2 separate regions of the Homo sapiens genome follow, and region 1 is linked to region 2. A link is an interaction called in ENCODE POLR2A ChIA-PET data of the cell type or tissue named here. Cell type or tissue: Panc1. All regions are shown on one strand. Links, peaks and the distances in the headings refer to the core of each region. The heading gives the core; the rest is flanking DNA. Region 1 overlaps THSD4 (thrombospondin type 1 domain containing 4). Region 2 holds the start of LOC124903520 (a long non-coding RNA gene).

Region 1 (15,938 bases), core at 9,049-11,548, 56 kb after region 2:
GATGAAAGAAAAATGAATTCCAGCCAGAGTATTGGGAGGGGATAGAGGAAAGCTTAACATTTAAGCTGAGTCCTAATGGAATTGTCCATAGGGACGGGACATGGGTGGAAGGACATTCTAGGAGAAGGGAGCATCGTGAGCAATGGCTCACAAGCCCAAACGTTCTGGGAAATGCTGCGTCATCCTTGAGACTGGTCCAGAGGTTGGGTAGGTGGGACGATTGGGAGAGGAGGCTATAAAGGCTTTCCAAGGACCTTGCAGGCGATAACTCACATTCATTCAACACTATCTCATGTACCAGACACTTTTCTGAGCACTCTATACATGAGGCTTCATGTAGTGATCATGCATCCCAGTCAGACTCTTCTGACATCAACAGACATTGACACATGAAGCAGAAGGAGTGCGTCTACACTTTAAGCCTACTTTATTTTCATTCAGGGATGTCACTCCGAGAACAGCAGTGTGGGATGAGGAACATAAAATCTGTATGTGATACAACATCTTTAGCTGGTTTGGGCCAAGTGTAATTGTTTGATAAACAAGGCATGTGGATAAAAATTGTGTCCACTTTTTATTAGCAAACACTTAATCTGATTGCAAAAGAAACCATCATGTGATTCAGCTTTTTCACAGTTTGCTTTACTAGAGCAAGTCAGAGCAGATGAGAAAGAACACCTAAACTGTGGTTTCCTTTAAAGTACTTCAAAGGTGTTTTCTGAGTCTTTATAGGATAAGTTCTTACATCTGAGGTCCCTGACCCAGAAGGAGTCATTGATGAGCTTCCAGGGATCCAGGACACCTTTTATATTGTATACAAAATGTTTTCTCTGTGAACACATTCCCATGTGCAGCTTTTCTAGAGAAGGCCCATGCTTTTATACAATTCTAAACAGAGTCTGTTAGCCCAAAGAAAGAGGAGCCAGGATTTGTAGAATGCACTGTCCCGACTATTTCAATGCCGGGATGATAAAATCCCAGCTTCTTTGCATGGGAAGCATGGACTTAAGAATCAGACTTGGTGTTCAAATGCTGCCTCTGCCATTTGCTGTTCGTGTGACCTCTGAGCTTTGGTTCCCTCCTCTCTAAGTGTGAGAAGTAATATGGGAACAGATAAGGTTATTACACGTATGAGTAAAGAGAGGAGATGAGATTGCCAGGTGATTGAGGAAGGAAGACACTGAAGATAGAACCCTGAGGAACATCAGAATTCCAGGGGCTGTCTGGAAAAGGAGCCACCTGGGTGTGGTAGCTCATGCCCATAATCCCAGCTACCCAGGAGGCCGGGGTGGGAGGATTGCTTGAGCCCAAGAGTTCCAGACCAGCCTAGGCAACAGTCAGACCTCATCTCTAAAAGAGGTTTAAAAATTTAGCCAGATGTGGTGGCATTTACCTGTAGTCCCTGCTATTGGGAAGCTGAGGCAGGAGGATCACTTGAGTCTAGGAGGTTGAGGCTGCAGTGAGCCATGCGCCTGCCACTGTACTCCAGCCTGATCGAGACCTTGTGTTTCTATAAAGAAAAGAAAAGGGAGCTGATAAAGGAGACTGAGGGGAGAGGCCAGGGAGCTCCGAGGAAAACCAGAAGGGAAAAGTGTCCAGAAGAGAGAGTGTTAAGCAGCAGGGATCACAGTGGCTTTAGACTGATTTACTTAGGTAAGGACTGAGAAGCCATCTTTGTTTTTTAATTGTCAACCCAGGTGGAGACTTTTCCAAATTGTGGCCAAGAAAGTATCTCATGACCTAAAAAGACTCTTCCTTTATTAATTTAACATAAATTTGTTGAATGCCCTTTATGTGCCAAACAAAGCCATTGAAGGAGCTTGGTTCATGAGGTCTCACCTTTAAACACTTTGGGCTCTAACATTATTTCTAGCCCTGCAGTTGCTAATAAGCATAGAATTACACCCAATCAGAAAATAGTTAGGCCTTCTATGTGGTTTTGGGCATGCCACATGACCTCTTCAGGTTAAAGCGTGAAGACTAGATTATCCTAAATTTCCTAATCCAGAATAAATCCTACATCACTGTCCAGACAAGATGTGGGCTGAGAGTGGTGGCCAATAAATACCTTCCATATACAAAACTCTGGTTATGCTTAGAACATTTCATCTTGTATGATGTCCCTCCAGTAAACTTCACACTCCTCTTGTTCTTCCTTGAATTTCCTGTGCCTGTACTTACGTTTAGTGAATGGACAAATCTATTGCATCTGAGGATTATCCCTCCTAACCCCAGGGAATCCTGTTGTTTTAACATGGAAGCATTACAAATGTTTCGTAAAACAAAAATAACATTTGCCTAATGCTGACCGTGAGTCAAGCCCTATGTTAGAGTCTTTCGTATCCATCATGTTGTTTGGGCTGAAAGTCTTCTTTCTGGAGATTTCTGTGTACTGCAGATCAAATCATGTTTCAAATAAAGGTTTTCCTGGAGCAAAACCACATGCAATAAAAGACTGATATAACACGCTTATTGCATAAGGTGAGTGTTAATCCTGGCCTGCTTACACCCAGCTCATCAAGGAGCTCTTCTTTATTTGAAATTGGCTTCCAAACCTGATGCCTTTCAGAGCAAGACATGCTTTCCTCCAGCTAGTTTAAAGGCTGTGTGTGTCATGTGTGTGTGCATGCATGTGCATGTGTGTGCGTGCAGACACTTGTTCCAAAGAGAGGCTCCAAAAGAATGTCTCTCAGTTTGTTGCATTTCCCTATCTACCCAGGAAGTTGTTTCTTGTTTTCATGACAAGTGTGGACCTGTAGCCCTGAGTATTATTGGATTGTGTGTTGTTCAGTGGTGCCTAGAGGAAGGATAATGAGGAAAAGAGGACTGTCCCGGGTGCTGGTCAGTTAGGAGAGGAAAGAGGCTGCAGGCTTGGCCCCTGCTCAGCGGAGAACATGTTCTTGAGCAGTCAGGCTGGGTCTGTGGAGAGCTCAATTAATGGATGCAAGGGGCCCAAAGAGCGTGCTGCTGGCTTGACTGCGTTTGAATCAGCAGGACCCAGGGTCAGGGATGAAGTTTTTTCTTCACAGGTAAAAAATTGAGTCTTAGAGTAACTCTTTTCCAAGTGTTCTAATTTAGGTTTTTCTTATTTTATTTTATTTTATTTTTGAGATGGAGTCTCACTTTGTTGCCCAGGCTGGAGGGCAGTGGCACAATCTTGGCTCACTGCAACCTCTGCCGCCCAGGTTTCAGCGATTCTGCTGCCTCAACCTCCTGAGTAGCTGGGACTACAGGCGTGCGTCACCACACCTGGCTAATTTTTGTATTTTTAGTAGAGACAGGGTTTCACCGTGTTGCCCAAACTGGTCTCGAACTCCTGACCCCAAGGGATCTGCCTACCTCAGTATCCCAAAGTGCTGAGCTTACAGGAGTGAGCCACCATGCCTGGCCCTAATTTACTTTCTTCTAATTAGTCTAGTGAGTTTCTTCTCCAGAAGATTCTAATTAGTTTATTCTCCCACTGAGCTGATGGCTACTCTCTGCACACGGTTGCTTCTGGGGCCCGAAGCCCTTCCAGGAGCACCTAGCCTGAGGTGGCCATGCAGTCATTCCCTGTCTAGTCCCCCTGTGCTCTCACACTTATGACACACTTATTACAGTCCAACATGGCAGGAGGGCATTTTCTCTTGTTTATTGCCTGTCTTCAGCCTCAGTGGAATGGAAGCTCTTTGAGGACTGGGACCTACTGACTTCTTTCTCTGCTGTATCCCCAGAGTCTAGAAAAGATACTTGGTACATAGTAGGTGCTAAATCAAAATTTGTTGAATGAGTGAAGAGAAGAATGGAGAGAAGGAAGGAAAGGGAGAAAAGGAGGGGAGGAAAGAGAAAGAGAGAGTGAAGGAAGGCAGGGAGGGAGGAGGCTTTAGCAGGGGTACTAACTGTTTTATTAAGCAAGCTGGGGCTGAGGAGACCAAAATCCTCAGGGCTCATGCAGGGTGCTGCCCTCTCTCATGGTGGTCCATCTATTTCCTGAAGCCCTGCCTTAGGTCAGATGGGGGTCTTTCATAGCTGGGACCTGGATCTGCTGTCTTCTCCCTCCCCCGACTTTCTTCACACTCACAGCCCCTTCTCTACAGGGAATTTTATTCCTAGAGCACCAGTAGCACTGTATGGCAGGAAGACACCAAACGACAGCGCACAGGGTGATCACTGAGTCCAGCCCAAGGGGTAGCAGAGAGAGACCATGGCTGCGCACATCAAACGTGTGAGAGATGACATTGGCCTTGTGGATTTGGGGTAAGAAGAGCATATCAATGTCAGTGCTCCCAGCATTAGTAGGTACACAGGGCATGGCAGCTGCTCCACTTGTGCCCTGTGGCTTGTGGGCCAAGAAAACTACTTCCAGGCATGCCCTAGGTGATGGAGAGAATACAAAGGAATGTCCTTCTGCCTCCTGCCTTCTTGCCTTGCATCCTAGCTGGCCCCACGGCTTGTGATAGTCTTTAGATTTGGTGGCCACTGCATGGACAAGGAGCCTACTGTAGGACATCTGCACTGCAGGGACTCTAAACTCGGTTATGAGAGGGTGTCATTCCCTGCTCTAGACCCCATCGCTGAGGTGTTGCTGAGAGGGCTGGGCTGGGAGGCCTGCGTTTCCTTGGCCACCACTCCTGTCCCTGGTGGGAGCTGACAGGCTCACTCTGCAGTGTGTATTTCAGCAAGTCCACCCAGTGGGACTCCCTGCAGACTGGCTTCTCTAAGAGGGCGTGGGCTGCAGCAGCCAAGAGCCATGGGTGCGGCTGCCAGGTTTCGAGAAAGTATTTGAGGCACTGGGGAGGCTATGCAGAGCCCCACGCCCTTGCTCCCTTTCCCCTCCTGGCTCTCCCGCCTGCAGTTTTAATAGGGGCAGGGCCTGGATTAAGTGTCTTGGGCAGAATCCAGCAACCGGAGTCCTTTCTGGCAGAGGAAGGGGAGTGCACATCAGGATCACATTCCAGATACGGGGACAGAGATTAGGGAAGGATAAAGGAAAGAGAGTGAGAAAATTAAATGTGGCGAGAAATGGATTTTCCCCTTCTGTCTGAAAATAATTGAGTTATATTATTTTGCAAAATAATCTGTTTTGAGGTTTTTCTAGTTTCCCTTCACACTACCAACTGCCTTACTTATTCAAAGAGGGGGAAAAAGCATTCATGCTGGCCTTGTGCTGCGCGATTCCTACCAAATACCTCAAACTTGGGTGAGGTTCTGAGGTGGCTTTGCTGTCTGTGAAGACTGTGGGACTCAGCTATAGACATGAGAACTGGAGGCTCAGCCTCCTTGGGAAGGGGCGGCCAGATCCCATTTTCAGGTCTTAGCTGGCTTCTCCTTCTTTTCCAGACAAGTGCCTGTAGCACGGTCTTCCTGACCTTCCCCTTCTCTGGGCTTTGAAGGGCTTAGTCACATTTGGCTGGAGAGCCTCAAAGGTGTCTCTCTCACCCCAGGGTACGGCATCGGCCTCCCTCCCCTCCTTCCAAGCTGTTCCTTAACATTCTGCCCTGGCCTCTTTTTTTGATGGTTTAATTGAGAGTTCCTATGTCAGGGTTTCCCATATGGCAAAACCTCTGTATAATCAGTCCAGGGACTATTTAGTGACTGTTAGTAACTGTATTTTAATTGTAGAGTGTCATAAGATAGGACTTGGGGCAGCCATCCGACAGAAATCCCATTAGATAGGGTCTCCATTTAGAATCATTTGATAGGACTGACCTGTCCTCATAGTGTGACAGACAGGAACAAGTGTGGGGCTTTCAAGAGCTTCAGCTCTGGGGCCAGATTTCATAAATTCATATTCTGGCTAAGCCACTTATCAACAGCATGGCCTTGGACAAGACTCCACTTCACTGTGCATGGGTTTCCCCATCTGTAAAATGGAGGCAAAAATAGGATTTACCTCTGGTTGCTGTGAGAATTAAATGAAGTAATACACGTAAAGTGCCTAGAATAGTGCCTGCTCAATTAGTATCACTTAACATCATCAGCACCGCTGTCATCATCATCTTTCTTTACTATCTGGGTGGCCCAGTGCAAGTGACTTAGCTTCTCTGAACCTTGGCTTCCTTCTGTGTAAAATGGGGATGATACTAATGGGGGTTGCCAAGAAGATTAAGAGAGGAATGTGAAGACACTCAGCTTAGGGCCTGACACCCAGTGGAAATGGCAAAAATGAGTTCCTCTGTCCCTCCCCAGCACACCCTGCCTAAGCATAGCCCACCCTGTCAGCTATTTAGGTAGAGGATTCATTTTACCATAGCAAAGCTGGCTGTGTAATGGCAAGGATAGTCCTTGTTACTAATTTTAATTTGGTACAAGTTAACGTAATCCTCAGTCTAAAGAGTCAACACCTTTTCCCACCCTCCTGTCCTCCCCTTCGCATCTTCTCTTCTGCTATGAATTACTCAGTCACAAGAACCTTGTACACACCCAGGACAGTGTGAGGAGGCGTAGGGGCACAGAAGATGTGTAAGACACTCTTTTTGTGGTCAGGCTTAACGTGCTTAAAACTCTTTTCTGACCCCCATTGCATCATTCGCATCACTGTCCTCTTATTAATCTTGAGTTATCTTTGATTCTCCCTCTATTGATATAGTACCTTCTATTTAGCAAAAACATTACTTACGTTATCTCATTGGTTTTCACAGTAACCCTGGTAGGTAGAAGCTGTATTCGTACCATTTTACAGATGAGCAAACTGAGGCTTAGTGAAGTTAAGAGCCTTCCCAAAGGTCACTCAGTAATAAGCCAAGCTGGGATTGAAATCTGGGTATGTGGCTGGGTGTGGTGGCTCACGCCCGTAATCCCAGCACTTTGGGAGGGCGAGGTGGGTAGATTGCTTGAGTTCAAGAGTTTGAGAACAGCCTGGGCAACATGAGAAAACCCCAATCTCTACCAAAAATATGAAAAATTAGCCAGGTGTGATGGTGTGCACCTGTAGTCTCAGCTACTCAGAAGGCTGAGGTGAAAGGATCGCTTGGGCCTGGGAGGGAGAGGTTGCAGTGAGCCAAGATCTTGCCACTGCACTCCAGCCTGAGATCATGCCGGTTCACTCAAGCCTGGGTGACAGAGCAAGACCCTGTCTCAAAAACAAGCAAACAAAAAAAACAGAGAAAGAAAAAGAGAAAGATGTGAGGATTCATCTTCTGTCCTTCCCACCTTGTTATCTTGTGTCTGCTGCTTCCTCTGTGTTTTAGCTGTCTATTGCTGTATAACAGACCACCCCAAAATTGAGTAGCTTAAAGAACAGTTTATTATCTTTCGTGGTTCTGGAGGTTGACTGCACTCAGCTGGGAGATTCTTGCTTAGTCTTTTCTGCAGCTGTACTCAGATGGTGGCTGAGGCTGGATTCATCCGAAGGCTTCTTGGCTCACTTATCTGGCACGTGGGGAAGAGCTGGGGGCTGATGGAGAATCTCTCCCTTCCTATGTGAGGAAGCTCGTGTTGTGTTGGCTTCCTCACAACATGGTGGTCTTAGAGTAGTCAAATTTCCTACATGGCAGCCAACTTTCCCCAGAACAAGCATTCTAAAAGATCCAGTTGGAAGCTGCAGGGTTTCTTATGACCTAGCTTTAGAATCTCAGATCTTCACTTCTAGCACATTTTACTGGTCAAGAAAGTTACTAAGGCCAATCCAGATTCAACACGATGGGTTACTCGGCTCTATCTCTTCATATGAGAAGCAGCGTATGCATACAGTGAGGGAAGAAATTGATGGTGGCCATCTTTATAGGATAAAGACCCATAAATATTTTTGCTTAAAAAAATCCCTCTTAGCCATTCTAGTCTACTACTGCCACCTTAGCAGGGTCCAGTTCTTTTGCGCATCATTTTGGGTTCACTACGGTACTCGGACTCTCTCCCCGGCATCCAATCCAATTGTGTATTTTGCTAGCATATGACTCCTCCTCAGATGCCTTTTTCATCCACAGTTCATGTATTCATAGATCCAAGAAGGGCTTTAGAAATTATCTAATCTCACCTTTTCACTTTACAAGGGAGCATATTCAAAATTGTGTGGTTAATTTTTAATAGAGTTTCAGGTCAGTCAGCACTGAAGGTGCCTTCCTTGAGCCAGAAGCATAAACAGAAAGAAGACCCTAAAGAGCCTATGGTTTAACAGGGGAGATGGATATCTTAGAGATAATTTTAATGGAAGTTTGCATATGATCCCATTGAAGCATAGTAGAGAGGTATACCATACAATTTGGGTTTCAGGGAAGATTTCCTGGAGAATGTGACACTTGAGCTGAATCACCAAGTATACAGAGAAGAGTTATCTAGGCAAAGAAAAGTGGATAGAGTGTCCTGAAAGAAAAAGGAGAAGAGGTGAGCAGGCAAGGGTGGCACATGCTGTCTGGTGTTTGTAGAGCATGGAGGGCCCTGGGTATCCTACTGAGGGATCTGGACTTGATTCTGTAGGTAATGGGGAGCCACTGAAGGAGAAGACCATACATGTCTTTTAACATTTATTGGGAAAGAGCTTAAAAGTGACTATTAGCTGACCTACTTCTCTGTGCCCAGATTCTGCTGTGATCATGTCACTTTGGATGGATTTTAAAGTGCTACCTCCCAAAAAAGGACAGTCACCCAAAAGAAAAGAGAACAAAAATGCTTCACATACAGTTCTTAAAGGTGCAAATACACACAACTGAACTGTATGAAAAGATGCTCAGCCTTGTTCATTATGAGGAAGGTGTAACCTAAAGCTATTGTCACCCCTCAGAGTGGCAAAGATAAAAAATGCTAATATCACCTGTGATCGTTGAAGATATGGGCTTCCTCATACATTTCCAATGGAAGTGTAATTTGGGGAACTTCTCTGTGGAAAGCAATTTGGTAATAACCATCAAAATTATAAATGCACTTTTTTTTGACCTAGCAATTCTACCTTTTACCTACAGCTATTTCACTATTTGGAGGCAGAAATAAATGCTCATGATCATCCATTGTAGTCTTGTTTGTCATCACAAAAGATTGGAAACAGTATCAATGCTATGGGAGAAAAAACGGGTCAAACAAATTATATTTCATCCATACAAAGGGATATGAAATCTTGAAAACAGAAAATGAGACTTTGTGTATGTGCTGATCTGGACGAGTCACCAAAATAAAGTGTTGAGTGAACACCAAAAATGTGTAAAAAGAGGCAGACAAATAAATATACATACATATTTGGTCAAATATGCATAAAATATATCTGGAAGGAAACATAAGAAATTTATATTATTCAAAATAATGAGTGGAACTGGGCGTGGTGGCTAATGCCTATAATCCCAGCACTTGGGAGGCCAAGGCAGGTAGATCACTTGAGGTCAGGAGTTTGAGACCAGCCTGGCCAACATGGCGAAACCCCATCTCTACTAAAAATACAAAATAATTAGCTGGGCTTGGTGGTGCATGCCTGTAATCCCAGCTACTTGGGAGGCTGAGGCAGAAGAATCGCTTGAACCTGGGAGGTGGAGGTTGCAGTGAGCCAAGATGGTGCTACTGCACTCCAGCCTGGTTGACACAGTGAGACTAAGTCTCAAAAAAAATTATAATGAGTGGCTGGGGTACAGAAGTAGGAGGAGAATCTCACTCTTTACTCCTTTGTACCTTTTGAATTTTGAACCATATGAATCTTAGTTTTCAGAAATAAAAATGAGACAAAACAAAGGCAAGATTGTAGAACAAATCATTACCACTACAAGCTTCTTTAAATCTGGGGTAGAATAAATATTCCATGGATTGCCTTTAATTTTATAGTCAGTTGAGAGAGAAAAGCCTAGCCTCATCTTCCTAGATTAAAGACTGTGAAAATAAAATTGGAAGCAAATATGACAAAATGTTAAAGTGAGTTAAGGTAAGCACATACATCGATCATACTGCTTTTTAGTATTCTTGAACTATTTTGCAATAAAAAAGAAAAATTGCAATAAATAAATTAATTTCCATGCATGGTCCCGGTGCTATGCTCTGGAGTTACTGCCGACAGTGAGTTCCGTTTTCGTCCGCACGCAGCACTCCCACCCTAATTTCATCCTCCCCCTCCCTCCACACATATGGAGATCCACTTTATTTCATTGTGTTTTATATTCTTCTCTATGTATACTCACTGCTTCCCTTCACCAAATTATAAATGCTGTAAAGCAGGGGTGTCTAATCTTGGCTTCCCTGGGCCACATTGGAAGAATTGTGAATTAGTAAAATTCACTAACACGAATGATAGCTGATGAGCTAAAAAAAAAAAAAAAAAAAAATCACAAAAGAAATCTCGTAATGTTTTAAGAAAGCTCTTGAATTTGTGTTGGGCCACATTCAAAGCCATCCTGGGCTGCATGTGGCCTGCGGGCGGCAGGTGGACAAGCTTGCTGTAAAGGGTACAGAGTGTGTCTAATTCAGAAGTCAGCAAACTTCTTCTGTAAAGGGCCAGCTATTGACTATTTTAGACTGTAGGCCAGTCTGTGTCACAACTACCCAACTCTGCTGTGGTCACACAAAAGCAGCCATAGATAGTACATAAATGAATGGATATGGCTGCATTGCAATAAAAATTTAAAAAAACAAAGTAGTAAACCAGATTGGGCCCAAGGGCCATAGTTTGCCAACCTTGGTCTAATTGGCTGTTATATTCCCTTTTTGCTTTCTCACCTTCTCAACTTTCCCTAGAAGCCTGCTCACTGCTCCTGGTGTGCATGTGTGTACGCGTGTGTGTGTTTGTGATCCCTGGGCAGGGGAGACCTGAAAAGGGAAGGAATGAGCATACTGTGTTTCTAGAATAGAGTAACCCAGGCTGATAGTGTCTCAGGCAGCAGTGGAAAATGTTAAAGAATATTAAGAACAAAAAGCGAAATCATGACTCCTTTTCAAAGACAAAATGAACATGCGTCAAAGATTTTATTTAACTCATTAATTAATGAGGGAACCAGTATGATGTTACAACTGGTTCAAAGGAGAGAACGGACACATATAGAGGTCATCAGGTATGCGGAAAGGAATTTGCTTAGGATAATTGGCCTCTTGGGGACCAGGCAAGGTTTCCATTTGCATCTCTGCTGACAAAATTCATTTGCATTACTATCAGTTTTCTACAGTTTATAGAGTTGTAAAGTAACTCAGTTAAAGTAATGAAAGGCGCAGACGTATAAAATGAGATGGTGCAGAAAGGGTTCCTTGAACAATGCCTCATTATTCCCCACAAAAGATATTCAGAAATCTTTTCTTTACTCTTTTCCAAGTTGCTCCTAATTTTATCTGATAGAAATAGTATTCATTAAAGTTGTGTTACTCAAGGCGATAGAAGATGGTTGAACTCTAGACAGGAGGTTTTCTGATAGAGCCTGTGGGAATACAAGGTGAAAAGAGACGCCTTCACCAGAAGTAACCTAGTTGAGGGCTGAGGTTTGGCCAGTGGAAGTGGGGTGGGGTGGACAATTTCAGAGGCTGTTACAGAAAAGGCAGCATGATGGCGTGGAATCACATGGGATGGGAGTCAGCAACCCTGGGAGCCCCAGCCTGCTACCCATCGTTCTTGCAACACTGGGCAAGTCTGGACAAGTTTGCTCATCTGCAGTTGGGCGGTAAGATGAACTGCCTCAGAGGCCATTGTATCAAATGAGAAGGCACATATTTCATTACTTAGCACTTTGCCTGGTGATAGCTGTTTCTAATACAGATTAATTTCCCACCTTATCTGGGGTACTTTAGCTAGACATTAGCTATGTGCCCTTGAGCAAGTTACTTCAGCTGTCTTCACCTGTTCAAATGCGGAAAATGATACCTCCCTCACAGAGTAACTAAAGAAAAAACTAGCAGGTCGTGGTTCTAGCAAATACTAATTTCCCCTTAGGGGTTCAAGAGGGCTTCATAGACGAGGTGACCTGTGTGTCAATTCCTAATGGGTGAGTAGCTGTTTTGTACATCAACGTTTCCAGATCTCATATTTCGAATCATTAGTACGCACATAGTTTAGTTTTATTTTATTTTGTCACCTACTCTTCAAACACTTGTGTTTTCTTTTTAGCCTTTGCATAGCGCTGAGCTTTAAAGCGTGTCTTGGTAAGGGGCACACGTTGTGGTCAAAGTAAATGGGAAACAGTATGAAATTGCTGGAAGCTGATTCTGGGGGTGGGTTACAAATGGAACTTGTATGCATGTGAATTAATGGTTTTTTAAAGCTCTGTTAAATTGCAGTTGTTTGAGACAGCCCTAATCACAAATGTTTTGACCCATTGCTTCCACCTAAACAATAAAATATCCTAAGAATTCTATTGTTTTGGCACCTAAAACTGCATCTCCCTGAGTTTCTCTTTTCCAGAGATGATACAAAAATCATTTATCAGACCCTTGGAAATGATACTCACTTGTAGTTCACGAAAATATATCCACTGCCCCCCCCATTGTGTGTGTGTGTGTGTGTGTGTGTGTGTGTGTGTATGAGAGAGAGAAAGACAGAAAAGAAGAGAGAGGGCAAGCCAATGACCCATGTGATTGGGTGTGTAGTGACTAAAGGACTTTGCATGAGGATTTCCAGGTGAAGCAAAGAAAGCTGTAGGTACTAACTTTCTCAGCTTGCCTTGTGGTTGTCAGTCTCTACCCTTCCTGTCACTGTTGCTGATGTAACAGTAACAAAGCCACCAAAATGGTAACCCAGGCATGACTCCAGAGTAGGAGCCTAACCCCAGGGCACCCCTCCACTCCATCCTTCTACTCTGTCTTTCTGCCTGCTTGAGATGCTCTCATGTATTTCCTTGTCTCCCAAAAATAGCCATAAACAGCACAATCTGCTGACGCTTTGTAAAAATACAGTGGGGCGGTGTGGGGGACAAGGAAGAGGTTTTATGAAATGAAAGGAGGTCTGTTCTGTTCTCTTGCTTCCTTGGGAGGCCTTATGGTATGATAGCATGCTGAAGTGGGTTCTGTTTGGATTGGAGATGAATCTTGTTAAGTCCAACCCACCAACTGAACAGGAAACTCATGGGATGTAGCTACAAGCAACTTTCCTCCCTCTCTCTCTCATTGTCCCCTTAAAAGTAATTTAGTAGGAGAAGTTATTTCACTGTTCTTGGTTGAAAACTCAGGTAGTCTCATGACTTTTTTGATCACTCTCAAGTCATCAAGACTCCTAGGACCACTGGAAGTTGCCAACACAGTCACAGTCGCAAGTCAGTTACTAAAAGTATCCATCTAGCCTGTGTAGTGATCAAAACTTGCTTTAAAGTTAAATTACCACTCCCCTCTCTAAACTAGAACTTCTCTCAGGTGAGAAGAGGTGGAGGTTCCTTCTTGCTGTCCTTTCACACATCCTCCCTCCTACTTGTGTCCCAGGTTTTTTTGTTTTGTTTTGTTTTTGGTTTTGTTTAGATGGAGTCTCACTCTGTTGCCCAGGCTGGAGTGCAGTGGCGTGATCTCGGCTCACTGCAAGCTCTGCCTCCCAGGTTCATGCCATTCTCCTGCCTCAGCCTCCCCAGCAGCTGGGACTACAGGCACCCGCCTCCATGCCCGGCTAATTTTTTTGTATTTTTAGTACAGACGGGGTTTCACCATGTTAGCCAGGATGGTCTCGATCTCCCGTCCTCATGATCCGCCCGTCTTGGCCTCCCAAAGTGCTGGGAAACAGCTCCCGGCTGTCCAAGATTTTTTACTCTGCTGGGTATAGGGAGGGAAGAAGAGCTGCTGCTGCTTGATGAGTACCATTGTGATATCTCCACTGGATTGGCCTGGAAGGTCTTTAGAGGTGACTCCTCCTCTCATGGGCTCTTTTGAGAGTTCTTCTGAGGCTCCTCCTGGGAACATTGAACTATATTTCCCATGACAACACATGTTGCATTTTCCTCTGGCTGTTTTTCCCAATGGCCCGCACTATATGGGCCCTCTCAGTTGGGGTCAGTCACTTTCTCATGGAATCCTCTTATGTGGGATTTCAAATCAATGCAGTCTGGCTCTCTCCCCAGTCTGCCTTCTCTTCAGCCTATGAAAAACACTCCCACATTATTTGCTCCGATCATCTCCAAGAGAACAGTACTCAACAGGCACCTGTCCTTTGCTCATACCACTGGACACCCAATCTTTTAGATTTCCAGGTGGGAATTAGACCCAGTACCCTGTGTCCCAACAATTGTAGGGAGACCAAATCGAACCCTCTAATGGTCTCAGTGAAGCGCCCTTCTCATACTGTGAAGGAGAGGACCCTGACCCTTCTCCTTGGCAGAGGGAAATGCCAGCACAGCTCTCTCCAAAGAGCTCCTCTTTCAAGCTCCATTTTCTCAAAACATATTCCATCTTCTGTGTGAACAAGGGATTCAAGAGTCGTTAGTGAGTTTTGGCTCATGAACTTTGAAATGTTTGTATAGCGGTCCTTCAAAATGTAGCTTCCACTATTTTTAGAACACAGGAACAACCCATTGTGTTATAACACCCAGTTACACAAGGTTGACCTTGATGATGTCATCGCATTTGTTGAACAATTACCTCATGCTAGGCTCTCTTTTTTTTTTTTATTTTAAAAAAATATTTTATTGTTAAATTACAGAGTCTAAACTGATTACCACTATGCCATTCTTTTTTTTATTATTATTATACTTGAAGTTCTAGGGTAGATGTGCACAACGTGCAGGTTTGTTACATATGTATACATGTGCCATGGTGGTGTGCTGCGCACATTAACTCGTCATTTACATTAGGTATATCTCCTAATGCTATCCCTCCCCACCCCACGACAGGCCCCGGTGTGTGATGTTCCCCTTCCTGTGTCCAAGTGTTCTCATTGTTCAATTCCCACCTATGAGTGAGAACATGCAGTGTTTGGTTTTCTGTCCTTGTGATAGTTTGCTGAGAATGATGGTTTCCAGCTTCATCCATGTCCCTACAAAGGACATGAACTTATCCTTTTTTGTGGCTGCATAGGATTCCATGGTGTGTATGTGCCACATTTTCTTAATCCAGTCTATCATTGATGGACATTTGGGTTGGTTCCAAGTCTTTGCTATTGTGAACAGTGCTGCAATAAACATATGTGGGCATGTGTCTTTATAGCAGCATGATTGATAATGCTTTGGCTATATACACAGTAATGGGATGGCTGGGTCAAATGGTATTTCTAGTTTTAGATCCTTGAGGAATCACCACACTGTCTTCCACAATGGTTGAATTAGTTTACAGTCCCACCAACAGTGTAAAAGTGTTTCTATTTCTCCACATCCTCTCCAGCACCTGTTGTTTTCTGACTTTTTAATGATCACCATTCTAACTGGTGTGAGATGGTATCTCATTGTGGTTTTGATTTGCATTTCTCTGATGGCCAGTGATGATGAGCATTTTTTCATGTGTCTTTTGGCTGCATAAATGTCTTCTTTTGAGAAGTGTCTGTTCATATCCTTCGCCCACTTTTTGATGGGGTTGTTTGTTTTTTTCTTGTAAATTTGTTTGAGTTCTTTGTGGATTCTGGATATTAGCCCTTTGTCAGATGAGTAGATTGCAAAAATTTTCTCCCATTCTGTAGGTTGCCTGTTCACTCTGATGGTTGTTTCTTTTGCTGTGCAGAAGCTCTTTAGTTGAATTAGATCCCATTTGTCAGTTTTGGCTTTTGTTGCCATTGCTTTTGGTGTTTTAGACATGAAGTCCTTGCCCATGCCTATGTCCTGAATGTAATTGCCTAGGTTTTCTTCTAGGGTTTTTATGGTTTTAGGTCTAACATTTAAGTCTTGAATCCATCTTGAATTAATTTTTGTATAAGGTGTAAGGAAGGGATCCAGTTTCAGCTTTCCACATATGGCTAGCCAGTTTTCCCAGCACCATTTATTAAATAGGGAATCCTTTCCCCATTTCTTGTTTTTGTCAGGTTTGTCAAAGATCAGATGGTTGTAGGTGTGTGGTATTATTTCTGAGGGCTGTGTTCTGTTCCATTGGTCTATATCTCTGTTTTGGTACCAGTACCATGCTGTTTTGGTTACTGCAGCCTTGTAGTATAGTTTGAAGTCAGGTAG
Region 2 (15,938 bases), core at 4,482-6,981:
TCTGTTGTTGTTTGTTGTTCAGCAGAAATAGAGACTAAAAGCAAGAGAAAAAAATCAGCTCCAGTTTCACCACTCAGAAATAACTTCCATTAATATTTTGTTCTACACATTATTTAATTTTTTAACAAAACCTATGTATATAATGTTGCTTAATCTGTCCTTCTGCATTTAACAATATGTTGTAAACAGCTTTTAGGCCAACAAAGACCTGATTTTTCACATAATTTTTCACATGATTTTTCCGTGATTTTTCACGGCTCCAAGTATCTCATTTATATTTATCATAATATATTTTATTATTTTATTAGCATATTGCTATTTAAAACAATGTGACTATCTTTGAACATATACCGTTGTGTGTTGGGGATAATCATTCTTTCCATCTTTGCTGTTCTATTGGGTAAAAAATGAGATCTCTTCTGTAATATGTGTTAATATCTGCAAGGCCTAGTTCCCCTCTAGTACTCTGCCTTTTCCAAGATTCTCCTAGCTGTTCTGGGCTGTCCTTTCTCCAGATGAACGTAAATTGATGCTTCTGTTTTCTTTTGAGAAATAATTTATTTTTAAAAAATAATTTTCTCTGGGCTACCTGGAGACCTCCTCCGGTAATATGAGATTTGAGTTACAATGCAGAGTTTCGAAGTTGAGTGTGTGCTTAGTTATACTTATATCCTGCCTGGATACCTCAAGGGAGATATCCTCTCTTCTGGCCAGTGGAACTTGTAGGGAGCAGAGGAAGCATCACTCAGTCTTTGCAGTGCATGATGTTAGATGGGATGCCTTTTGAGCGAGCCCTTTAGTGTGGGGGGCTCCTGGGGGACTGAACTCCACTGCCTGATGCCCACACTGGTCCACCACAGCAACTTCAGGGCCTTCTGATTTTTTGGTCAGACTAGGTCTGCCTGTGGGAGCAAGCTTAGGGTTGGTTTATTTTGGGATCTATTTCTAGAGACTGAGGTTTGAAGTAGCATGCTCAAACCCAGAAACGCATTCCACATGTAAGAGGTGAGCTGCCAAGTGTCGTTGTGAGTCTCCTTTCCCTGGCAGCGTTTTCCATCCTTGTTTGATCAGATTCCATGGGCTTGGGGCTAGACAGACAGCTTCTCATCCCAGGTTGGAGAGCACACCAGAGGTGGCGGAAGGGTAGGGGTAGGCAGAGCAAGGCTGAGACCCAAATAGAGAAGACCAGGTCTGATAAGCCCACCAGGGAAGGCCAGGAGATCACCAGAACCAAAGGGGCTGATGCAGGCACTGAGCCAGAACACACAGCTGGAAATGGCTGAATCAGGGACACAGCAGAGCAGCAGCAGGTCCCATCCCACAGGGAGGCTCTGGGTTGCTGCTCAGAGCCGGCCCCATTTCTGCCTTGATGCATGAGATGTGGCCACACCAGCTGCAAAAGAACCTCCTCACATCCACTTACTTTGATTTTTCCAAGTGGAATGGTTTTGTTGGGTGGGAGTGGGGGTGGGGTGCTGGGGGCAGTGAGCAAGGGAAGCAGGCAATGCAGATTTTTGGATCTGTATCCAAACATGCTCCTGCCCATGCTTAGCCCAGTGGGTGCTTCTCTTCCTGGGGCCAGCAGGAAGTCCGCTTGGCTGGTGGGGCAGTGGCATGTCATGATCTGTCACCCTGCTTCAGCTGATAGAGATTATCAGCTGGAGAACTGAATGGTACACACCTTCCCCCTTCTTCCAACACCATGGCCCCCAAGATGCTGCACCTGCCGCCGCCTCATTTAGCCCTACAACCCCCTGCCACTCAACATTATGCAGAGGGCCCAGGAGGGTCTTGCAGTCATCTACATACTTCCCTGCGAGTTCTTGGTTTGGTCCCTAGAAATGGCAGCCTGCATGTGGAGAAGGCTGCATGCAGCCTCAGGCCTGCCCACCCGATACGAGGTCTGCATGTATGAGTTGTGTGCATCACATAGCTCCTCACCATGCTTTCCTACCCAGGAGGATAAGCTTTCCTACCCAGGAGGATAAGCTTTCCTACCCAGGAGGAGACTCAAGGCAAAACACTGGAAACTGTGTTTATACAAACTCCCCAAGTGATTCTGGCAGCCAGCACAGAATGACTGTGCACAGACACTCAGGCATCACTAGCTCTGGGCGCCGCGCATTTGCCTGCTTCATCCAGGACAGTGGCTAACACTTCAGGTAGGGCCCACATACACTCAGAATAAAGAGCTGCCTGGTCAGGAGGGGGGCAGTCAGCATGGGCTAAGTTTTTTACAGATCTCTGGCAGACAGTGTTGTCTGCTTTGGCTAAAGAGGGAATGGGAAGGCAAATGACAAATGGCCTCTAACGTTGCAAAGAATAATGTGTTATGTGGAACTCAGACAAGCCAGTTCTATGGAGAAAGCAGTACATTGAGGATGAGATTTCTGCTTGTTTCTTTTTGTTTTTGGAGGAAAAGCCAGGGCTGTGGGCCTGACAGAAGTTGATATTTGGGTCTTGAATGTGTTCTCTTCCAGAATCTTCTCTTTCCAGTTTTCCCAGCTTACTATTGATACCATTCACAGAAGTCTTGCATTCAGTGCCCTCTCTAGGTGGTACCTCCTTATAAACTGGGCCTTATGCTGGCATCTTGGGTCCTTGGAAGGATAGTTTCCTGGTGCGCTGGATTAGTCATAGCCTATTGTAGTGACTCTGGCATGGTTACCTCAGGAACACCACCAGACAAATATAGACCCTTTAACACTGGCTGGCCCTTGTGTCTCCAGACCCCTCCCAGGAGTTCCTCACACTAGGAACCTTGGGCTGCTCCACTTTGGGTCACAAGGACCCCTTTGCCTAGCCCAAAGCAGGCCTCTTTGGTTGCTTTTCTCTGGTCCACTCTGGCTATGACCTTCAGGATCAGAGGGCAAGAAGTCGAGAAGGACACGTCTCCAAGATAGAGCACTAAGAGCTAATGGGCAGAACTGGCTGGAGCTGCTTATTCTTGGCCTTTTTATGGGTGAGATGCCTCTAGCAGTGTTGGACATCTCATCCCAGATACCACCAGGAGGTGAGCTTGCTCTGGGAGGCATATTGAAAGGGCTGCACCATGCAAAGGTCAGGAACTCTCTCCACTGCATGAAACATGGCACAAGCTCTGGCCCATCTGGCTGTGACCAGCTGGGCCTTTGCTCAGGGCTGTCTGTGCTGCTCCTCACCAGGTGAGGAGTGAAGGGGAAAGAAGAAGGAGTCTTGTGCTCCTTTCAGAGGTTGGACAGTGCCATGACACTGTTCAAACTGTTTAGTTTCTCTGGGGCTTCTGCTTGGAGTTTAAGAGAGACATAATTTATTCTGAAGTTTGCCATGGAGAGAATAGCATCTCTATTCCAATGTAGTCATAATATATGGTATCATCCTGCCTATTTAAAAATATGTTTGGTAGTAAAATTTTCAGTCTTATTAAAATTTTAGCCCAAATTCTTTTCCTCCTTTCTTGTTTTTCCCCAATCGGAAGATTCGGTCGGTATTTCCCCCAGGGGAAACACAAGAACATTACCTAAGAACTTTGAAATTATTTTCAGAGAATTCAGGTGCTGCTGGTTTTGAAGATGCCTAAAGGAGTTTCCAATGTTCTCCAACCTCGTCTATGGTAAAATAAATTCCAAGTAAGAGATTCCTTCCAACAAAAAGTAACCAAAATGTGTATTTGCCCCATCTTAGGTAATTAAACTCCCTAACAGACTTGCAGATTTAGGCAAAAAGAGTGGTAGAATATAAAAGCTCATTAATCATCCTGGCATCATGAGCTCATATTGTTATGAAATAAATATGCTTACTAAATGGATCCAGATGCCATCAAATACATGTTTCCAATAAAGACTATTTTTTGTTCTTGCCCAGGCAATAAACACACGAGGCTTGTTTATAACACCTCTTTTCCGTGAATCACAGTGGTCCATCCAACACATATTCTTTTCACCTCTTTCCCTGGTGAAAAGTGGGTACGTTTTCTGATGAGGATTCTGGGGAAAACCCTAACGAGGTAGGAGATGTTTCCCTGTAACCCAGAGCTGATGGGTGATAGGAAAATGGAAATCACTTGGCTAATCGTATACCAACATGGAAGACATTTGTCTCTATTAATCTTCTTACCCAACACATCAAAGTACCAATTTCAATCCAAGACAGTACCAGTCCCCAGAGGACAGACTTGAGTCTAAGAGGACCCCCTGCGATCTACTCTGTAAGGATGGAATGGTAGAAAGATGAAGATATATTCAATTATCATCAAACCCCAGGCTCTTGATGTGGGTGAGCTGTCTTCCCAAGATCACCCCCAGGAGTTGGCTCAGGACTGGAAAGCAGAGGGGGCCCATTGGAGGGAGGATGGAGTTCATAGTGAGTTGAGGGCAGTAGTTAACGTGGGGTTGGAGCCAGACACATACAAGTTCCTATCCTGATTCTGCCACTTAATAGTTATGACCTTCAACGGTATTCTACCTCTCTGAGTCCGTTTGCTTTATTCAAAAACTCCAAGTTGCTGGGAGGATAAATGAGATTGTTATTGTAAACTGCCCAGCACCTAAGATGCACTAAGATGTGGTAGCTCTTATCACCCTTCCTAGAAAGGTTATTCCGGATGGGGACTGATGCTGTCCAGGAGAAATGGATGAGTAGAGGGAAAGCTGTTTGTTCTTAATAGTAGAATGAAACTCACATGTGTCACTAACCAAGGGGCCTGCCCTGCTGGGACAGGCCTCCCCTTATAGCCCACTCCAAATCTATCCTTCTCGAGTTCCCACTCACTGGAATCTCCAGCCTTCCAGATTTTCTGGGACCTGGAGTTGGCCAGTCACCACCACCATCCTATGCAGCTTTCCCTTTATTACTGGAGGAAGTGTGAAGATAACTTTTTCCCTCAAACGATTGTAAAGAGCTTAAAGGCATTAAGATGAGAGACGGGCCAGGCGCAGTGGTTCATGTCTGTAATCCCAGCACTTTGTGAGGCTGAGGTGGGCAGATCACGAGGTCAGGAGTTCAAGACCAGCCTGGCCAACATGGCGAAACCTCTTCTCTACTAAAAATGCAAAAATCAGCCGGGCGTGGTGGTGGGCACCTGTAATCCCAGCTACTCGGGAGGCTGAGGCAGGAGAATCACTTGAACGTGGGAGGCAGAAGTTGCAGTGAGCCAAGATTGTGCCATTGCACTCCAGCCTGGGTGATAAGAGCAAGACTCTTGCCTCAAAAAAAAAAAAAAAAAAAAAAAAAAAAAAAGGGAATGGTATTATATATTTTTTGATGCCTTCTCTTATGGCCAGTATCTTACTAAACTATTTTATCTCATTTTCATCCTCATAATAACAGAGGTCACACCCAGATTTATCTTTCTTCAAAGCCTGTGCTCATTTCAGTACACTCTCTGCTTCTCAGTTACCTTTACTGAGAAATTAAGGTAAACAAAGCAGCACCAATGAAAAAAGGGTTTGGAAAGGAAGCATTTGTGTTTTATAAAGTATGGGTGTCTAGTCCACTAGTTCAGCAATTTTCTCAACCCTGGTGTCTGTTAGAGCCATACATCTCTGAAATCCTGCTTGAAAGAGAATTCTGTGGCCAAATAAAGTCAGGAGTGCTGCATATAATCTTACCATCTTGACAATGCATAGTGCAGAGTATCATTTTAAAGGTTCTGAGAAGTCCTGCAGTTCAAAACAACCCCAAAACATAAAATTGCTTAACCTTGTGTTTGCCAAACATATTATAGACCCCTGTATGATATGTGAAACATGTATTAATATCCTTGTTGCACTTCTCCTTCACAGAGCATTCTTTAGAAATACCAGTTTGAAGTACAAGCATAAATTTCTCAAATTTTTTAATTGGCCTCATGTCCCAGTCTAGGAGAATATTCAGGCACCATCCCAGAATTTTCTGCCTTGTCCTCTCTCCAGGTCTTGCTCTGCAGTCCTCCCTCAAGCCATACTCTTGGGGAAAACACTTTCCTTCCAGGCTTTGGGACAAATTTGCCTTCCTTGTTCTTGGGGATTCTTCGGAGCTCTGGCCTGTGAAAGTTGCTCTTCTTGACTGACACCCCAACTTTTCTGGCCTGTTGGTGGCTGAACACCTCCTCACTAGCCACGTGTTAAGGCTGGCTCAGTAAATATGCCCAGGTCCTCCATGATGGGAAGTTAGGTTGTCATGTAGCCATAGTTATGGCGGTGGCTGTGTGACCTCTGTGTCACCGTCTTCCCACATGTAACTTGGTATTATACCCAGTTTCTACATCTGTGTGATTGATGTGTATGTTAAGTACATTGGATGTGCCAGCATACTGAATTTTTAAGACCTAAGTGTGTCAAGGGCCCTCAAGATCATCCTCAGCCTTGATGATTTGCTAAAAGAAATCACAGTACTTAAAAACCCATTCAGGCCAGGCACGGTGGCTCACGCCTGTAATTCCAGCACTTTGGGAGGCTGAGGCAGGTAGATCATGAGGACAGGAGTTCAAGACCAGCCTGGCCAACATGGTGAAACCAGTCTCTACTAAAAATACAAAAATTAGCCAGGCATGGTGGGGGGCACCTGTAATCCCAGCTACTTGGGAGGCTGAGGCAGAGAATTGCTTGAACCTGGGAGGTGGAGGTTGCAGTGAGCTGAGATCGCACCACTGCACTCTCCAGCCTGGGCGACAGAGCTAGACTCCATCTCAAAAACAAACAAAAAATGCTTTCATACTCACACTTATGGTTTATTACAGTGAAAGGATACAAATAAAAATTAGCAAAAGGAGAAGGCATATGGAGCCAAGTCCAGGAGAAATCAGGCACAGGATTCTAGGGATCCCCTCCCAGTGGAGTTGCACAGGGATGTGCTTAATTCTCCCAGCAACAATGTGTGATGATACATGCTTCCCCACCAGGGAAGCATGCCAGAGCCTTGGTGTCCAGAGTTTTTACTGGGGCCAGTCATAGAAGCATGCAGCACCTGTGTGACTGACCTCTAGTTTCTCCCAACCCAACCTCCTCTACCCTCCAGCAAAAACAGGCATTCACCCTGAATACTGGGTGGTCTATGTTCTCAGACATACAAAAACACTCTTATCAGGACAGTATTCCAAGGACCCAGAGGTTACCTCCCAGGAGCCTCCAAGGGTCAGTCCTTGAGGCAGGCCTTTCTCTGGAATATGCAAGGTTTGAGCATCGCAGGCCTGCTGAGTTAGCTTTTTCTTAACCCTTCCCTGCCTACTCGGGTTTAACTTGTCCTTTTAAGTTGCTACTTTTCTTAGAATGATTGAATTCAAGTCAAATAACAGGTTCTTCACATTGATTCTTTTTCCTGCTAGGGTGCTTATTGAAATATGGAAGACAATATTTGGGCTTGGTTTGAAAGATCAGGAGAGCCCTGTCTCCTTCCTTGCTTTTTATTTTGTTTTCTTTATTTTTTACTGAGGTAAAATTCATAGAACATAACATAGCCATTTTACATTGTGCAGTTCAGTGGCCTTCCATGTGTTCATGTGGATCAGTTCTTCCTTCATTTTAATTGCCAAGTAATATTCCATGGTTTGGATATATCATTTTGTTTATCCATTCCTCTGTTTATGGACATGGGTTGTTTCCACTTTTTAGCTATTATGAATAATGCTGCTATGAATATTCACGTGCAAGTTATCGTGTGGCCTTGGGTATATGCCTGGGAGTGGAAGTGCCCAGCCATAGGATAACTCCACAGTTACCTTTTTGAAGAACTGCTAAATTGTTTTCCACAGCAGCTGCAGCATTTTACATTTCCACCAGCAACGTATGAGGGTTCCAAGTTTTCCACATTCTTGTCAACCTTTGTTATTGTCCATCTTTTTAACTCTAGTCATCCTAGTGGGGAGTGAAGTGGTTTCTTGTGCTTTTGTTTTTTGGAGACTCACTTCATTGCCCAGGCTGCAGTGCAGTGGCACTATCTCGGCTCACTGCAACTTCCGCCTCCCAGGCCCAAGTGATTCTCCCACTTCAGCCTCCCGAGTAGCTGTGATTACAGGCGCATGCCACCATACCCAGCTAATTTTTTGTATTTTCAGTAAAGACAGGGTTCACCATGTTGGCTAGGCTGGTCTTGAACTCCTGAGCTCAGGCAATCCGCCTGTCTCAGCCTCCCAAATTGCTAGGATTACAGGCATAAGACACCACACCTGGCCTGTTTTATTCTTAATGACTAATGTTGAGCATATTACTGACCATTGTATGTCTTCTTTGGAAAAATACCTATTCAAATCCTTTACCTATCTATAAATTAGGTTGCCTGTCTTTTTATTGTTAAAGTGTAAGCGTTCTTTATATATTCTGAATACTTACCAGATATATAATTTGCAGATATTGTCTTCCAGTGTGGGGTTGTCTCTTCACTTTCTTAATAGTGTCCTTTTAAGCACAAAAGTTTTAAATTTTGATGAAGTCTAATTTACCCATTTTTTCTTTGGCTGCATGTACATTTGATGTCCTATTTGAGAAACCATTACCTAGTCTGAGGCCATAACGATTTACACTTAGGTTTCTTTCTGAGATTTATAGTTTTAGATCCCTGACCCATTTTGAGTTAGTATTTGTAAATGGTGTGAGAAAGTGGTCCAACTTCATTCTTTTGCATGTGGATATCCAGTTGTCCAACCACAATTTGTTGAAGAGACGATTTTTCCACCATTGAATGATTTGGGCACTCTTGTTGACCGTATATGTATGGGCTTGTTTTCTGTTTCTTTCTTAATAAAAAGATATACTTGACAGAGGAAGGTGTGGCATGCAGGCCGTGTTACACAGAGAATATGGGCTGCCTGAAACAGCCCCAGTGCTGACCTCTGCTACTTTCCTCCCTACCTCATGTACTCGCAGATGGACACCCAGCATTGATGGCTCTCCACCTGTATAGCTTGTCTTCACCCTGCAAATATTTATTATTCATACAGCTCCTAAAAGGTTGGGGAAGGATGTCAGCTGACATACCATAGAAAGCTATCAGTTGGATAATGCTAGTATTAGGAGGTGATTTTCAAACCGTGGTCCTTGGTACCCTGCCTCCTCTAATCCAAGTACTTCTGCTATTATGATTTTACCTACCTATCTGTCTTTTAGCATGTTTTCATTTTAGGAAATCAGCACAGACCTTATGATTCTCTTACACTGTGGGACTAGGAGAGATCCATTAGAATCCAGTTTATCACTAAGTTGAAAGGATGCCTGGAACATATGTAAATGTCTCTGTGGGGGCCAAGGAAACTTCCCCTTTGCCTTCTGAAGGCTCATTGAGAAATCAGCTCACAAAAGCCAGATTAATTGGAGAAACATGTGTACATAGGTCCCTTCAGAACGAAGACCTAAAGATACAGGGAAAAGTGTCCATATTTTTAAAGTATCCATTTTTATGCTTAGGTTCAACAAAGTATGGACAGCCATGTAGAAACATGGTTGACAAAAAGGATGTGATCTAATGCTAATAGACTGAGTGGGGGAAACTCAGCAGGGCCTGCCTATCTAGATTCTTCTTGGCCTCTCTAAGCTTGCATTCATTCCTTCTGGGTGACCTCTCTGGAATGGAGGGGGGTTCTTATGACTGTCAAACAAGGTAGGTCAGATAATTTCTTTATGGCCAGTTTTTACACAGAAAAGCATTGGGAAAGTTAGAAATATATTTTTAGGTTTTATGGTTGGCTTTGGGGAAAAGGGGTTCTGGTTTCTATGACCCACCTGGGAGAAGAGGGATTCACTTTCTCTGTCTAGCCTTGGTGGAGAATGGGACTGAGAGACAGGGGGGCAGGAGAATGTCAAAGAAAACCTTTTACTTCTGAGGCCTTCGTTTTGGGGTGTTGTTTACTGAGCCCCAACATCTCCCCCACAACGTGCCAGTTATTCCCTAGCCTGTTGTATCCGCTCAGATTTAGTTCAGTGTTAAGTAGCAGAGACCCAAAATAAAGTGACTTAAACATGACAGAAGTGGATTAAAAGTGGCTGTGCTCCACACAGTCCTCAGGGCCTGGAGCCTTCCAATTTCTTAACTTCTATCCCTTGGGTTTGGTCCTAATTTTAACATTCCAAGAGGCCGTCAAAGTTCTAACCATCGTATTTCAATTTCAAGAGGCAGGATAGAGAATAAAAAGGGAGGACAATGAGCAAAGGACATAGACCTGCTGTTTGTTAACATAGATTTCCAGGGAGTTGTCATAGGCCACCTCTACTTATATTGCATTGGCCAGAAGTGCACCCCAGTGGCAACACCTAGCTTCAAGGAAGGCCTAGAAATGTCATCTTAGAAGGGGATAGCCATGAGCTCAGCTAAAAAGTCTATTGTTTTGGAAGATAATGGGTTTTGGAAGACATCCGACATTCTCTGGCATGGGTGCACCATTTGAACAGCTTTTAGAATCCAGCCTCTTCCAAGGCATTTTTTGAACTAATTAGAAGAGTGCTGTGCTCCCTGCCCCTCTTTGTCTGATCCCGGGGTTTCATGGTGCAGTTGCTGCTTCACTTTCTAACTGTGCACTGATCCTTGCCTTCTGCTTCCACATGTCCTCTTTCTAGACTTACAGATGACAAACCTAGCATTATATGTTGATATCATGTTTCCCTTTTATCCTTGTGTATCATATAATAAAATCTGTTTTCACCTGGGTAAATGGCACCACCATCTACCCATTGCTCAAGCCAAATGCTTGGGAGTCATCCTGAAGAGCGGCCTTTCTCTCGTCACTCCTCTTCAGTCTGTTAGCAGGTCCTGTCTTCTTTTCTTCCCATGACCTATATCTGTCCTCCTCTTTCCACCTCCATGCTGTCACCCTAGTGCGTACCCCATTGTCTCCAGCTGGGCAGCTGCAGCCACCCTCATACCTGGCCTCTGGCTTTCCCTCCTGCCAACCCCTCCCCATAGCCCGTGCTCCACACAGCACTGAAGGCAGTTATCTTTTGTGACACTGTCCTACTGCAGACCCTCCGTGGCCTTCCTGTTGTGCTTTGGAAAAATCCAGAGTTCTCTTTGTTTCCCTGCCCTCTGTTCTGGACTGTATAGTGCTCCCCTCAAATTCATGTTGAGTCCTAGCTTCCAGTACCTCAGATTGTAACTGTATTTGGAGATAAGACCTTTAAAGAGGTAATTGAGGCCGTCTGTAATCCCAGCTACTAGGGAGGCTGAGGCAGGAGAATCGCTGGAAACCGGGAGGCAGAGGTTGCAGTAAGCTGAGATCGTACCACTGCACTCCAGTCTGGGTGACAGAGCAAGACTCTGTCTCGAGGCAGGGGGTGGAGTGGGGAGTGGGGGGAGGGTAATTGAGTTAAAATGAGGCTGCCAGGGTGGGTCTTAACCTAATCTGACTATTGTGCTTTTAAGAAGAGGAGATTAGGACATACAGAGACACCAGGGCTGCATATGCACATCTGTGAGCTGAGGAGAGAGGCCTCGGAGGAAACGAGTCCTGCAGGCACCTTGATCTTGGACTTCCAGCCTCCAGAACTGAGAAAATAAATTTCTATTATTTAAGCCACCCACTCTGTGATATTTCATTACGGCAGCCCTAGAAAACTCCTCTAACCTGCCAAGCCACACATGATCATATAACCTGCCAAGCCACACATGATCAGTTACCTCTGGCCTCATACCTTCCTCTGCCTTTTCTCACTCCACTCTAGCACGACTCGGGCTCCCACTCCCCACTTCCCCACCACCCCACAGGACCTTTGCACTTGCTCTTTGTGCTTCTGGGAATGTTCTGACCCCCAGATCTTCCTATGGCTTCCTCCTCATTATTCAGGCCTCTCTTCTGATTGTCCCTCCCTGCAAGAGACCTTCACTGTCATACCTCACCACTCAAGTATCTGAAACTTTTGGAGTTGGTTTACTTATTGCCCTAGAATGAAAGCTCTGCGAGAGCAGGGACTTCCTCTGTCTTGTTCACTGCCACGTCTTCACTCGCTAGAACAGTGCCTGGCATATAACGGCACTTAATGAGTGTTCATTGGAATGAATGAGTAGATGTATGATAAAATTAAGGTTTTTTTCCTATGTGTTTATTTATATCAGTATCATTTATTTATTGATATCAGTATGGACCCATGGATATTTATTTTATACTTTGGGCTACAGTTCACTTCTACTTTATTTATTTATTGCTCAAGTTATTCAAGCCTTAGTCACTGAATTTAGTTGGCCCCTGGTATCCCTTTGGCACAACCCCGTCATTCTGTGTGTGTACATGCATGTGCTCACATATGTGTGTGTGTGCATGTGTTCAGTATTTCCTTACTCTCTGGCACTACAAGATGCTCCAGGTTCATGTTGGACATTCCCTGCCCCAGTTATCAAATCAGCCATTTCTTCAAGGAGCTCTGGTACTTTTGTATTTTATTTTTTGATATTTTTATTTTGGGGGAATAACACACACTGGAGCTTGCTGAGGGAGGGTCGGGGGAGAGCATTAGGACACACAGCTAATGCATGCTGGGCTTAATACCTAGGTGATGGGTTGATAGGTGCAGCAAACCACCATGGCACACGTTTACCTATGTAAAATTAGTTTCAATATATAGACAATTTCAAAATCTTAAAAATAATGCTTTGAGGGAAGGAGAGACTCTTTTCGTAAAAGTGTTTCTTAGGAGAAGCATGTCATTTTTTACTTTTTGATTTTTTCATACTTACCCCTCCCCAGAAGCAGCGGACCTCCTAGCTGTGTCTCGCGGTCTCCCTCCATCTCCGCAGGTTTGTACCGACTGGGGGCTCTCCGTAGCTTTCATGCCATTGCTGGTATCATTACTGGCATCAATTGTTCCTGTTAGAATGAGGGCTTAGGTAGTTAGAAAAAAACACAGCATGGGCTCCTACTAACAAAAGCAGATTAAAGCCATCTTTTCAGTTAATTAGTTCCAATGCTCTGATACGGATGATGAGGCATAGGAAGGCTTTTATTGGAGGAATTCTTCTGTCCAGAGGGGCTTTGAAAGCAAATGTGCTGAAAGTCCTGCGGCTTTTCTCAGTGGTTTGAGAATGTTTATCCTAAGAAGTGTTTCTCAGTGAGTTGGAAAAGATCATTTTAGCCATATGATTATAGCCTTTTTTAAAGGTTTAATAGTTACAGTTTACTGAGAAAGAGGTTGAATTATATCTTGATTTTTTTTTCTCTTTTGTTTGATTTAGGCTGAAGGAACTTATCTCAAAACTTAGCCTGGTAATATTAATTTTGATAAGTTACTATAAGAAAATATTATATTTTTATTCTTTTTTTTAATTATTGGCGGCGGAGTCTCACTCTGTCACCCAGGCTGGAGTGTAGTGGCTGGTCTCAGCTCACTGCAACCTCTGACTCCTGGGTCCAAGCGATTCTCCTGCCTCAGCCTCCCAGGTAGCTGGGATTACAGGTGCACACTACCACGCGCAGCTAATTATTGTATATTTAGTGGAGATGGGGTTTCACCATGTTGGCCAGGCTGGTCTTGAACTCCTGACCTCTGATGGTCCATCTGTCTCGGCCTCCCAAAGGGCTGGGATTACAGGCATGAGCCACCCACTGTGCCTGGCCATTTTTATTCTTTTAAAAGAGAAAAGTACTTGTGCTTTCAGCCTCAGAGAAACCATGCCTACAACATAATCTTATTATTTGTATCACAAAGTTGTGATCCAAGTATTGCCACACCTTGGTTCAGTGTGCTGTAGTGCAGGTTAGATATTTTGGATGCTAAATACACCTCTTGTAGCAGGTTTTAAATTTCTGCAACAGACTCAAAGAGAACCATTACTTTAAAAATATTTCTATTTTAAACAAATGTAACTTAGTATGTCTTATTTTCAAAGACAGTAGAATATAAACTTACACTGTCAAGTATTCTTATACTTTCACTCTCTTATCTAGTTTAAAACAGTTTTCTGGGGATAATTTTTCTAAAGATTCAGGCTCATAGTTAATTCAAGCTCCAGGGCTATTTTCCACCTGGGGTTCTCTGCCTCCTGCCCCCACTCCCCCAGGATGACCTCTGCAATCAGGAATATGTTGATGGCAGTGGTAACAGGGAGGACTATTAGAACACTCTCTGCCCTCTGGGTCCTTGTTGGCATCCTAGAGGTGCCCTTTGTCCTCCCAGCATGGCCTGGGCTGCCTGCCTTCATCTCTCCTCATCTCTGGCTGATATACCTGCATTCACCTGTGCTCTGGGCTGGCTCTAACTGTGCAACTGGTGACCATCCCTGCCTTGGCTTTCAGCCAGTCTGTATCCTTCTTGCCCAAAACCTGGACTTTTAATTGTCCACAGACCCCCTTCACACTTTTATTATGACACTGAGCCTTGCATGAACTGGTTCACCTCTCTCTAGGCTGTGGGAAACCAGGGAGATATTTCAAAGCCTGCATGACACTCCGTCTTCTCTACTCCACCATGGCCACCTCTTGTTAATGTAGGGCACACAGCGGGTGGTCTTCTCCCAGAATTCCAAATGGGAAGGAAAGCACCCAGGATAGGAGGTCAGCTGTGTCCTCTGTGGTCAGTCCTCCAGGCTCCGCCTCCTTGAAACCAACAAATATATTTTTATTTTCTTTTGAACAAAGCCTGATTACTGTTACTGAGGTGGCGGCGGGGAGGCTTTGTTTGCAGATAAATCTCTAGACCAGGGATTTAGAAAACACTATTTTAAACTTCAAGGATTAGGAATGACTCCCTTGTTCAAAGTTGTATCTGTCCTTGCTGTGAAGGAGGATGTAGATGCTTCAGTTTCAGGAGGTGGAGAGATTTGGGGAAATAGGAGCACAAGGAATAAAAATATATCAGATTGTATTTCACCAACACAAAAAAAATTGTCCTTCTATATTCTTAGTAGTAGAATCTACTGATTAATAACAAATGACTATATATATAGCCTCATCCTCAAAAGTGAATGTAGGATGACTTTCAAATTAGAAGTCAAGGTGAATGAGAGGTAAAATAGAAATTACAGAGGAAATCTTAGTAAGACTTTTGGGTTCACTGGGTATGAGCAGAGTAAGGAGTTGGGGATAACTTCAAAGTTATCCCTGTTAGCCTGTATGGAAATCTGCTTGCAAAACAGGCTCTTGGCTATGACTGAAGTTACACACCACTTGATTCAGCTGAAACAGTCATTTATGTCTGTTGCCATTCCTGTCCTCTCTTCTGGTCTTCATTCTCACATCTCCAACTTCTGCTAAACAGCCCCTCCTTTATATAACTCAGCTTGACTTCAAATTAAGTACATCTAAACCTAAACCCATCTTTTCAAAACAGGTAGACATTGACAAACCTTAACCCCCCTGCTCCAACCAAGGGGTTACATTAAGACGATACTGGTGGGACATCTTCAGTCACCTATTTTACAATCTTGAAGTTATCCACAAGGCATGATGGTGACTGGCCCACTTTTGTGGAATTGGTAGGCCAAGCACAAGTCTACCTTTGTTTAGGGTGAGTGATACAAAATTGTCACTCTACAGAGTTCTAGGTGTCATTTGGCTCCTTAAATATACTACACACCAACCTAGGCCTTAGGCCCATTGCTGCTAGGGAGGGGTACCCATCATGCTTTCAGGCCTGGCTTAGTGGCTGAAGGCCTAGATACAACTGAACCTGGGGCAAGCTTCCTCAGTTCCAGCAGCTGACCAGAGTGGGGCTCCCTGGACCTGGGAAAGGCTGGGCCCCCAACAAGCAGCAGGGTCTGGCTGGAAGATTTATGTTCCAAGCATCTCAGTGGAGTTCTGAGAACACAAATGTAATGGATCTTAGGGCCGAAATCTGAGGACTGAGCCCATGTTGGGAAAATACCAAAGTATTATACTTTGTAGTTATCAGTGGGACCTAATAAACCATTGTCAATGCTGACATTTATATTTTCATGTGACACAAAATGAGCCATGGGAACTGCCTTTCAAGGTTGCTTAGAAAGTGGTTGGCAGAGCCTGAAGTTTTAAAAAGATTGGGTGGGATATAAATGTTTAGACAAATTAGATTGCCTAAGTGTTTGCTTTG

What was found. ChIA-PET counts read pairs that join two places held together with the same protein. Peaks named below come from ENCODE experiments on the same cell type or tissue, not always from the same donor. Only the 100,000 strongest peaks of a DNase experiment are listed, where the experiment ranks them.
Region 1: POLR2A ChIA-PET joins it to region 2 with 41 read pairs; 4 of 35 experiments call an interaction of 5 or more read pairs at or near these places.

Annotation. Positions count from the first base shown.
Region 1 is chr15:71,352,778-71,368,715 of GRCh38, forward strand. The region is part of intron 6 of THSD4 (thrombospondin type 1 domain containing 4); the gene reads left to right. Among named protein-coding and RNA genes, the nearest start is that of THSD4-AS1, 170 kb to the left of the region's middle. RefSeq lists enhancers at 10,431-10,938, 10,939-11,446, 11,447-11,954. In Panc1, for the core only: no CTCF peak of the experiment used is centred there; no DNase peak of the experiment used is centred there.
Region 2 is chr15:71,301,122-71,317,059 of GRCh38, forward strand. All of the region lies in intron 6 of THSD4 (thrombospondin type 1 domain containing 4), which reads left to right. It overlaps LOC124903520 (a long non-coding RNA gene), which reads right to left and starts at 5,212. Exons shown (of 2, transcript XR_007064700.1): 1 at 1-5,212. In Panc1, for the core only: no CTCF peak of the experiment used is centred there; no DNase peak of the experiment used is centred there.